Linked DNA regions of Homo sapiens: region 1 is linked to region 2. The links are chromatin contacts, found by Hi-C or POLR2A ChIA-PET in ENCODE. All regions are on one chromosome and are shown on one strand. Each heading gives the region's core, a stretch centred on a gene start or an enhancer-like site at or near the end of the contact. The rest is flanking DNA. Distances are from core to core; before and after follow the strand shown. Region 1 has its middle 52 kb from the start of LINC02319. Region 2 holds the start of LINC02319 (long intergenic non-protein coding RNA 2319).

What was found. Hi-C counts contacts between places; a loop is a spot of excess contacts on that map. ChIA-PET counts read pairs that join two places held with the same protein, here RNA polymerase II (POLR2A). Pooled maps may share reads with other maps.
Region 1: a loop to region 2 is called in a map of natural killer cell, with 2.2 times the contacts of the local background. The contact joins the enhancer-like site here to the promoter of LINC02319 in region 2. A Hi-C loop is called at or near these places in 1 of 168 maps with a recorded cell type or tissue (natural killer cell) and 1 of 50 pooled maps. POLR2A ChIA-PET finds 5 or more read pairs at or near these places in 4 of 52 experiments (A673, OCI-LY7, T-cell and 1 more).

Annotation. Positions count from the first base shown.
Region 1 is chr14:52,174,820-52,180,311 of GRCh38, forward strand. No RefSeq gene overlaps it. Among named protein-coding and RNA genes, the nearest start is that of LINC02319, 52 kb to the left of the region's middle. Within about 2 kb of position 1,257, at least 6 of the 41 ENCODE cell types and tissues checked have a DNase peak (open chromatin) inside an H3K27ac peak, as active enhancers do; they include OCI-LY7 and natural killer cell, where a contact is called at or near this core.
Region 2 is chr14:52,124,052-52,129,955 of GRCh38, forward strand. LINC02319 (long intergenic non-protein coding RNA 2319) reads right to left here and starts at 1,446. Exons shown (of 3, transcript NR_187197.1): 1 at 1,143-1,446.

The DNA.
Region 1 (5,492 bases), core at 7-2,506, 51 kb after region 2:
TGCTCTGTCACCCAGGCTGGAGTGCGGTGGCATGATCTCAGCTCACTGCAACCTCTGCCTCCTGGGTTTAAGCTATTCTCCTGCCTCAGCCTCCTGAGTAGCTGGGACTACGGGTGTGCACCACTATGTGTGGCTAATTTTTGTATTTTTAGTAGAGACGGGGTTACACCATGTTGGCCAGGCTGGTCTTGAACTCCTGACCTCACGTGATCCGCCCACCTTAGAGTCCCAAAGTGCTGAGATTACAGGTATGAGCAACCATGCCCAGACTTTTTAGTGAGATTTCATAAGGGAGCAAAAGTAAATACACATGATTAATTAGTATATACTATGTTTTTAAACCTTGTTGGTTTCCTTAAGAATATGATTGTCTTAGTCAGTTTGGCTTCCTATAACAAATGTACCATAGACTGAGTGGCTTAAACCATAAACATTCATTTCTCACAGTTCTGGAGGCTTGGAAGTTCAAGCTCAAGGTACTGGCAGATGTGGTGTCTGGAGAGAGCCTGCTTCCTGATTTGCAGAAGGTCATCTTCTGGTTGTATCCTCACATGGCAGAGAAAAACAAGCTCTTCTGTCTCATCTTCTAGGGGCACAAGTCCTATTCACGAGGGCTCCATCCTTACGACCTAATTACCTCCCAGAGGTAATTACCTATGACCTAGTTACCTCTTACTACCATCACATTGAGGATTTCAATATATGAATTTGGGGGAACACAAACATTCAGTCAACAACAATAATCATCATAATAGTTGACACATACACAGTGCCTCTTATGTTCCAGAAACTCTTTTGCATGCTTTACCTATAATAACTCTTCTAACACCTCAAGTGAGGAACTTGCCCACCTTAGCTCAGCTAGTAAGTAGAGCCAGGACTCAAACAAAGCATTTTGGCTCTGGAGTCTATACTTTTAATCATTAGACTACTGCTTCCTGAACAGCTTAATTTGTCATTAAATAATTTTCTACAATACTATTTTAGGTACTCTTTAGCATTCTATTACATGGATAAATAACTTATATTAAAAATCTCTCGTAATTGAACATCTAGGTCATTTCTATTTTTCCTCTATTAAGCAATGTTGACCTGAATGAAATTATAGCCTGTCTTTGTGCCACCTGATGATTTTCTTGCATTAAGGATGTGTATTTTAACCACAGCCACTTAGAAGTGTTATAAAATGTAGTACAACCCACCCCGCTGCCTTCAGAACAGGACGCAAACAAGGCTGTAGCTCTGTCTTGCTTGGACAATTCTCTACTGGCACCTACCAAGCTGCGAAGCTTCCTTCCTGTCTTGAGGTTTCACAGCCAGTTGCTTTAAATTCCCCCCAGTGTTCCTTGCCTTGCAGTGCTCACTACTAAGCAACAAACACATACACACAGAGACCACTTGTCTTAGTTCCACAAACTTCTCATATAGCAACGAGAGATGCTGGAGGTAATAAACTAGGTAACTTACAGGTTCAAAGCCTCACATTACTAACTGATGCTGGCTTCAAGCATTCTCGCCTTTCCTGAGCACTTCCTTATTCATCTCTTTCAGATGCTTTTCCATTTCCTGTGCTTTAACTGACACTCTTTTCTATTAGGTTAAACCACAGGAAACTGCTGATACTCAGCCACTTTTAACCTACAAAAATTAAAATTACACCTGGTTCAACCTAACGAGGTTGAGATGTTTATTTACCCATTGGGGAACATGGTAACAGTTTGTGATACTGTAAAGCTGTTCAAAACCTGTGAAAACCCTTCCTATCCTTGAGGAATTATTTTAAATCTTCATCTCTATGGAGTAAATGCCAGAAACTCACCTTCCCAGGCTGCTCCAATCAGATACAAGATTTTCTACTCAGAAAAGAATGACAGGAAGAGCTATTCTGCCATTGAGGAGAGACAGGAATAGGGGTGGGAACTGGGCATGGGAGGGTTCTTGACCTGGGTGGTGGTTATATGGAAGCGTGGTCTGTGATAATTCTTTTCTATTCTGTGTTATTCTGGAACTTTAAAAAAGTTTTGGAAACTCAGTTGTGGCAAGGGTAGGGGTGAGACATTGAGCTACCAGTCTTGGTGGTGTCCGGATTCCTGTGTCAGCAGTGTGAGCTGCAGGATCTGTATCCAATGCTGCCCTCTGGCCTCCATGGAGCAGTCCTGTAGGCAATTTTGGCATAGTTCTTGGTGTACAGTCTCCATCACTGTTTCTCTGGCTCTCCTGGAGTTTCTTTAAGATACCAAATATCCTTTAGTAAACATTCTTTCTGCTCTAATTAGCTATAGAAGGTTCTTATTTTGTTGTTGTTGTTTTGTTTTGTTTTAAGAAATAGGATCTCACTGTGTCACTCAGGCTGGAGAGCAGAGGTGCAATCAGAGCTCACTATAGCCTTGAACTCCTGGGCTCAAGTGATTCTCCCACTTCAGCCTCCTAAAGTGCTGGGATTACAGGCATGAGCCACTGCACCCTGCCGGGTTCTTGTTCATGACTAGCATCTAAGAGCCCTAGCTGATAAAAGGGAATTCAGGTTCTGTTCAGGCTAGACCTTCACCTGACACTGAAAATGCTGTCCTCAAGGCCACCTGAATGCTGGCTCTGTGGAGTACTCTATGGTACTCCAGACTCTAGTGCTCCCTCTGTTCTACAATCAGAGCATGCAGGGCTGAAAGTATATACAGCATGCCCTGCTGCTTTCAGCTGACTATTATTAGCTTCTCTAAAAGTCAATTTTTTACATTAATCTCCACTACTTTCTCCTCTATAAACCCCTGTTCCCCAAGAAATACAAGCACACACACACAACCACCAGCAGCAGCAGCAGCAGCACCCCCATCACCACCACCACAACCTGGAATACCCAGGACTATGAAAAAGTCATGACACACCACGTCTCACTAGAATGTAATCTTCATGGGCAGACTTGTCTATTTTGTTCAGTTCTCTATCACAGCATGTAGAATGGTGCCAGGCAGATATTAGGTACCCAGTAAATATCTGTTAAATGAATGAATATCTTGCCCTAAAATACATCTATCCATTTGTTTATCAAACGAAGAACAAATGCTTATGGAGACATGGGCTCAGGCACTGGTGTGTGTATTAGGAAAGTCATGGCTCTGCCCATGAGCAGTTCGAAATGAGTTAACGTTACTAATGACCCCCACAATATATGTTTTGTCACTTCTGTGAGCCCAATTGGAGCTTCTTTTTAGTGAAGCTCTGGGGCAGTACAGGTAGGAGGTCTTCATAACCAAGAGGCAATGCCTTCCGGCTCTTCATCTCAGTTTTAGGCCAAAGAGAAGGGAGCCAGTGACAACATGAACTGGTAAATGAGATATCCAGGTATGTGCCCACCACTTTTGTCCAGGCTAATTCCCTGGCTAGATGGCTGGGAACCAACTTCAACCATGAATAAGGCAATATCAGGTGGCTAGACAGCAATCAGGTCCTCTCACTCCCCAGTGGCTCTTCTTCAGGCTTAGAATTAATCCCCAACTCCTCACCCTTTTACTAGCATAGCTATGAAGTTCCTAAACATGTTTAACAAAAAAATTTATAGATTAGAAAGACCAGAGAGAACTTGGCTCAAGATATTTTTCTGCATATAGTCAGAATATAAAAGCTCTGGGTGTATTCCTATTTGATTTTTAAAAAGATCAGCTTAATCAAACTGACAGTAGCTGAGAGAGAGAAAAAAAAGAGTATGAGATACTTAATAATGTGAGATATATTTAATAACTATCTGGCAGAAAAGTAAGTCTTATCAGGAAGCTTTATTTTATTTTATTTTTTTCGAGACAGGTCCTCACTCTGTTGCCCAGACCAGAGTGGAGAGACACGATTATGGCATACCACAGCCTCGATCTCCTGGGCTCAAGTGATCCTTCTACTCTAGCACCTCATGCAGCTGAGACCACAGGGATGCGCCACCATGCTGGGCTAATTTTTTAGCTTTTTTGTTGAGACAGGATTTCACTATATTGCCCAGGCTGGTTTTGAACTCCTGGGCTCAAGCAATCCTCCCACCCTGGCCTCCCAAAGTGCTGGGATTACAGGCATGAGCCACCACACCTGGCCATCAGGAAAATTTTAAGACACCATCTGGAGCATGTGATCTGTTTTCAGTCTTCCAGAGGTGTATTTACTGTGACCCTAATGAAACTAAAGCCTTAGAGCCCCTTATTTACACAAGCACCTTTCAAATCTCTGTACCTAATTTTATATTTTTTAAATATGTTTTCTCAATGAAGGACACAAAGTTATTTAAGCGTTAGGCCCTACAAAATCAGGTCTGAATGTGCATGCTCCATATGGAAAGAAGGACTAAAAATTAAATAGCCTTGACATAAATATTGGCCCTGACAAGGAACTATGTCCCTACATCACAAATCTGCTTAGCTTTCTTCGCTCACGTTTGGGGTTAGATTGGATTGGTAGTGCATTGGTCTATTCTCACACTGCTAATAAAGACATATCCGAGACTGTGTAATTTGTAAAGGTAAGAGATTTAATGGACTCACAGTTCTGTGGCAAGCCAGGTCTCATTAATGCAAGCCACCGTAACAACTGTTTCAGTACTGACTGAGTTGTTAAGTTAAATATTAAAAGCTAAAAGAGCCAGTGTCCTTATACAAAGGCTAGAATGTAACAAAAAGCCCACCAAGAGTTTTGCCTAGGCCTTTCCTCTGCCTTAAAGCATGATAAGATAACAAAGGAATTCTTAACAGGACCTGTTTAGGATTAAACAAGTTTTATTGGGGGTCTGAAGACACTTCCCAGGCCTCTGCAAACAAGTTTATTGCGGGTCTGAAGGAACTCCCCAAACCTCCATGATTTAGCAGGAGACAAGATAAGGGTAATCACCCCAGCACCTGGACCCATTTAGATTAAGTAAATTTACTGAGGCTCCAGAGGAAAGTCTTCGGGACTCAGATCTTAGTTATAGATTAAAAGAAGTTAATCACTATGTCTTCAGATGAATGCACACTTACATGTAGACATAAAGCTTAGAAGGTATATAATCTCTGGAAAACTAATTTTGAGTTGGTCTGGTGATATTTTCTGGGCCTTCTCCCTGTAACCTGTTACAGAAATAAAAACTCTGCCCTTTCCCCTTTCATCAGCATCTCATTATTGGGCCATGAGAATAAGCAGCCTGACCCTCAGTTTGGTCCGGGAACAGTTCCACATGGCTGGGGAGGCCCCACAATCATGCTGGAAGGTGAATGATATGGTTTTGCTGTGTATCCACCCAAATCTCAACTTGAATTGTATCTCCAAGAATTCCCACGTGTTGTGGGAGGGACCCGGAGCAGGTAATTGAATCATGGGGGCCAGCCTTTCCTGTGTCATTCTCATGATAGTGAATAAGTCTCACGAGATCTGATGGGTTTATTAGGGGTTTCTACTTCTACTTCTTCCTCATTTTATCTTGCTGCTGCCATGTAAGAAGTGTCTTTCATCTCCCGCCATGATTCTGAGGCCTTCCCAGCCAT
Region 2 (5,904 bases), core at 196-2,695:
CCCTGTAATCATAAAAAATTGGGAAATGTTATTGAAAGACCACCATCTGGACACAAGGGCTCCTTGGGAAAACACCACAAGAATGCAATAAGCCAAAGCTCGAAATTCTACAGAACCTATTATCTGATTTCTTCTACGAATGAATAGCATGAAAAGAAGAGAGGAACTAACGTGTATTTTGTATAGATCTTACTTGGTTTCCAACTCAAGCCAACTTCAAAAAAGACATTTTAGACAACAAGAGAAAGTGGATCACTGGGCATTACGTGAGGTGAAAAAATTACTAGTTTTGTTACATATAATAGTAGTACTGTTATTTGTTAAAACTCCTTATCTGCTAGCAATATATTTTGAAGACTTTACAGATGACATGATACTTCGAATGTGTTTTTACATATCTAGAAAAAAACTGGAAGGGACATAAGTGAAACAAACTTGGTCAGATATCGAAGTTAGGTGGTGTGGGTTCATCATACTATCCTCTAATTTTTGTATGTTTGAAAATATCCTTAATTTTTAAAGGTTAAAAAAAGACTTTATTTAGAAACACTAAAGAAGACAAAAATAAATGGAGAGATATAAGGATGCTTTAAAAAGGTAATTAATTAATTACATTATTTAAAAAGCACAAGAAGACAAGAAAGAATCCAGCTCAAATCCTATGTCCCAGGGTCCAGCAACTAGCAGGGTGTGTCTAAAATTCCCCCAAAGCCGCAGCTGAGGACCTGAACTGGAGGGCAGATGTCCCTCCACCCTCCTTCCTAGGGCAGCAATTAGCACTCCAGTCTTCTGGTTGGAGGCTCTTTGTAGCCTCATAGTTCACAGAGCCCTTTTGGACATGGAGTGAATAGTTGGTTACATTCTCCACATTATTATGCAGATGACATTGCTCATGGTGGATACTAGAGCTGGGGCAGCTGATGAGGAAATCACCAGGGGTGGCTCAGAAAAAAAAAAAATGACCTCCCTAAGGGACACTACAGGAAACCAGCCCCGAAGTGATTTCTTTTGAAATTCGGGGCAGCAGCAAGCTCATATTTCTTTTGGTTAGTTCCTTCACCATGGTTGCCAGTCTCAGTAAAGCTGAGTGTTCCTATCTCCGCCTCTGTCTCCCTCATCAGCTATTGTTTTACCTCACCCACCCAAGGTATGGGAGGCCTCCATTCCATTTAGAGAGCTCCTGGTGCTTCCTGGTGGCTGGTGATGATTCATTTTTATTCCCTTGAATCTTCCCCACGGCCAGATCATTGTTGTCCATATCCTTCCCTCCAGGAAACAACAAAAGGCAATATTTGGTCTTTTGGCTGGAGTCTATGCCGGACCAACACATCCCACAAATGGCTTGAGCTGAGGGTTCCTCCAGCCCCCTGAGATTTCCCAAAGCATTTCGAGATAAACTCTAATAGTAGGATACATTTGCTTTCCAGTTGAAGTGATGGGTTATATGATTCATCTGTTTCCTAAGATTTCCAGTTATAGTCATGAAATCTGGCCTCTGCCCCTGATGTAAAATCCTTGTGTTTACAAGAAGTAACCTAAGTAACCTACCACATGTTCAGAGTTGGAAACCTACTTCCTGTCCCCCGAGTTTGTAAACCCAGCAAGATATATTTTCTCTTTTCAGCCATGCTTGAAAAGTTGGTATAACTGAAATAAGTTTTAAATAAGGCAAATTGGAATAAACTCCAACTCAATGATTTCATCTTCCCAATCCTGCCCCAAATCATGGCCATATCAGTGGGATTTCCAATTGCAAACAGCACCAAACAACACCAAATTCATGTTAGCAAATTTTAAGGATGAGAAGTGACCTCAGCCATCCAGAATTGGATTTGTAGCAGATGACAAATAAGATGCTTAGAATCACAGACCATCAGAGATGGCCGACTTGAGCCAGCATCGACCCTCTCCTTTCACAGGTGAGAAAACTAAAGTCCAAAGACAGTCTTATTTTAAAGCCTAAATTGCAGGGGTAGCGAGTGAAACCAGTTTCAAAATGAGGTTTACCACAGAGGAGCCCAAACCCACTCTCTCACTCATGTCACATTCTGAAGTGTCCTTCTTACTGGTTTCCAACTCTTCACCTCTCTCTTCTTATCTCTTCCCCCTGCCCTCCACACTGCTCCCTGCTGCAGCCACTTTCTCTGCAGCACAGCCCTGATCATATCTCCCCTGGCTCAAAACTATTCCATAGTTCTCGGCCTTGGCTGTTCCCAATGACATTCCAGTTGAACTTCATACTTCACTCGCGTGCCCTGCCCAGTCCATATGGAAAAGTAGCTGCTCCCAAGAGATCTTTGTGCCTATCTCTTTTCCCATGTGATTTTCTCTGCCCAGAAGATTCTTTCTCTTTAACAGGCAAGATCCACCTACCCTTTAGGGGCTCGGTTCAGATACCATTTCCTCCACAAATGCTTCATTCACTCTCCTAAGTGAAAGCCAGTTCTCACCTTTTTGTCTCTTTGCACTGTAGATCTCTATTTTGGCAGGTAACACATTCTATTTCATGTAATACTGTAGTTAATTACGAACATTCTGCATCTTCCCACTTGACACTAAATTCCTGTAAGTGAGAAACTAGATCTTACTTACAACCCCAGCACAGTTATTTGTTTAGCGTGAACATCATTTTTTAAAATTAAATTGGGTTGAAATCCACTATCTTTGGAAACCCAACAGCATTTAGGCATATAATTCTAAAGAGCTGAAATTTAATGTTTTATGTACTTCTATCCTTGATAATCTCAGGTACGCTGAAGGACATTTTTATCTCCTATAATGTGTCATGGATAAAAATAGGGAGCATTCTTTTTTCATTGCTATTAGGTCATGCTCATGTTCAACTTATTTTCTAGAGATGGGGTCTCACTATGTTGCTCAGGTTAGTCTCAAACTCGGCTCAAGCAATCCTCCTGCCTCAGTCTCCCAAAGTGCTGGGATTACAGGTGTGAGCCACTGTGCTCAGCCAACATGTATTTATTTAATACACCTAGAAGGCAGGAAACACTGTGTAGGTTGCTGCCGGGGTAGAGAGGTGAATAAAATCTGGGACCCAGACCATAAAATAGTTGTGATGGGGGGCCAGGTGCGATGGCTCACGCCTGTAATCCCAGCACTTTGGGAGGCCAAGGCGGACAGGTCACGAGGTCAGGAGATCAAGACCAGCCTGGCCAACATGGTGAAACCCCATCTCTACTAAAAGTAAAAAAAATTAGCCGGGTGTAGTGATGTGCGCCTATAGTCCCAGCTACTTGGGAGGCTGAGGGGGGAGAATTGCTTGAACTCAGGAGACGGAGGTTGCAGTGAGCCGAGATCAGGCCACTGCACTATAGCCCAGGCAACAAAGTGAGACTCCATCTCAAACAAACAAACAAACAAACAAAAATAGTTGTAATGGGTTTACTTTCACAGCTGTGAACTCAAGGGCCATCCCAGGCATCAACTCTTAGACATTTCACAAATAGCAACTGCTAATCACCCCTGTCTGCTATTAAAGAAAGTTGTGAAAGACTAACAGCCTTAGGAACTACCCTTGGTAAGGAATCAGAAGATCATGGGTCTACTTCAGACGGACTCTACCAAATTTCTCTCAGCATGGCCTTGGACAAGTTGCTTATTTCTATTCATCTTCCTCATCAGCAAAACAGACTCTTCATGAAAGGGCTCTTCATGGGTTCCTTCAAGGACATAGGTGTGTTAAAGCAAAATAAATATAGCCTGAGAAGGACTCCATTCTTCTATATTTGAGTCCTTGGGGATGAACTGTAACCTAGCTTAATAAACAAGATTGAAAACCTAACTTAGGAGTATGCATCTGTAACAATAGCTGAGTCTTGGCCAATCCCAGCAGCCATACTTCAACTACTCACACACTGATGAGTGTTCAGACTGTGTTCAAAAAAGGCAAATGCCGGCCGGGCGCGGTGGCTCACGCCTGTAGTCCCAGCACTTTGGGAGGCCGAGGCGGGCGGATCACGAGGTCAGGAGATCGAGACCATCCCGGCTAAAACGGTGAAACCCCGTCTCTACTAAAAATACAAAAAATTAGCCGGGCGTAGTGGCGGGCGCCTGTAGTCCCAGCTACTTGGGAGGCTGAAGCAGGAGAATGGCGTGAACCCGGGAGGCGGAGCTTGCAGTGAGCCGAGATCCCGCCACTGCACTCCAGCCTGGGCGACAGAGCGAGACTCCGTCTCAAAAAAAAAAAAAAAAAAAAAAAAGGCAAATGCCAACCTGCAATCAATCCAGCTGTTCTGTGCGTCACTTCCGGTTTCTGTAGGTCATTTCCCTTTTTTTGTCTATAAATCTTCTTCCACCACGTGGTTGTGCTGGAGTCTCTGTGAATCTGCTGTGACTCTGGGTGCTGCCCCATTCGCAAATTGTTCATTGCTCAATTAAACTTCTTTAAATTTAATTCAGATGAACTTTTTCTTTTATCAGGTGTCACCTAACATACAAGTTTTTGGACTAATTCTGCAAACATATGGTATGAATTAAAGCAGTGGTTCTCAAAGTGTAGTTCCCAGACCGGTAGCATCTGTTGGGAACGTGATAGAAATGCACATTCCCAGGCCCCATCCTTAACGAACTGAATCAGAAACTCTGGGGCTTTTTGTCTGGGGGAACGTTGGGTTCTGGTGCTTCCTCTTTTCCAAGTGGAGGGTGGTGCTGATGCTGTGGGCAGCTGAGTTGGGGTAGGCTCTCCCCATCCTACCAGCTCATCCTCCAGACTAGGCTAGAGTCAGCTCGCCTAGCTCCTGAAATACTTCTGCTTGCCAAGGCACCAGGAGCCCATAACACCTACTCTGTGAGCTTTCCTCACAGAGGGAAGGCTCTGTCTGAGGTTTAGTGAACAATGATTGCGAAAATACTTTGAAAATTGAGAGGGGCCATGCAAATGTAAATATTGTTAAAGTTGCCAACTCTTTAGGAAAGAGATGTGTGAAACGGGAAAAGAGAATACAAGGAAAAGACACTGGTGACAGATTCTATAAACTACTCTTAACTCCTGAAGAATCGCCTTTTTCATTCTATACACAGCTTCCCTCCCTTCATTTTGTCCCGCTTGTCTACAAATGTAACAAATGTGCGAGGTTCGGTGGCTCACGCCTGTAATCCCAGCACTCTGGGAAGCGGAGGCAGGCGGGATCACCTGAGGCCAGGAATTCGAGACCAGCCTGGCCAACATGGTGGAACCCCATCTCTACTAAAAATACAAAAAAAAAAAAAAATTAATTAATTAGGCTTACTCCAGCTACTCAAGAGTCTGAGGCACGAGAATCCCTTCAACCTGGGAGGCAGAGGTTGGAGTGAGCTGAGACCGTGCCACTGCACTCCAGCCTGGGCGATCAGTTTGAGAGTCGGTCTCAAAACAAAAAAGAACCTGAATTGTTTGGCCGGGTGCAATTACTGATGCCTGTAATCCTAACACTTCAGGAGACCGAGCCAGGCGGAACGCTTAGGTCCAGGAGTTCGAGACCAACATGGGCAGCACGGTGAAACCCCATCTCTACAAAAATTGCAAAAATTTACCGGGTGTGGTGGTGTGGCGCCTGTTGTCCCAGCTACTCAGATGCTGAGGTGAGAGGATCGCTTGAGCTTGGGAGGTCGAGGATGCAGTGAATCCAGATCGTGCCACTGCACTCCAGCCTGTGTAACAGAGAGAGACTGTATCTAAAAATAAAAAATAAAAAAAAAATTAAAAAGAATCTGAATTGTAGTTCAGACCCATAACCTACCACACACAAGAATCTCATCCTCTTCACTCCTGCCTAAGAGAGACAGATTTGTTCTTTACCAAATGCAAAGTTATCTGGTCTCTTTAATTTCTTCTCTCCCTCTTCTGGCAAACTGCCTAGGCGAAGACACTTTCCAGATCAAGCGGTGTCATGGGGCAGCAAATGACCT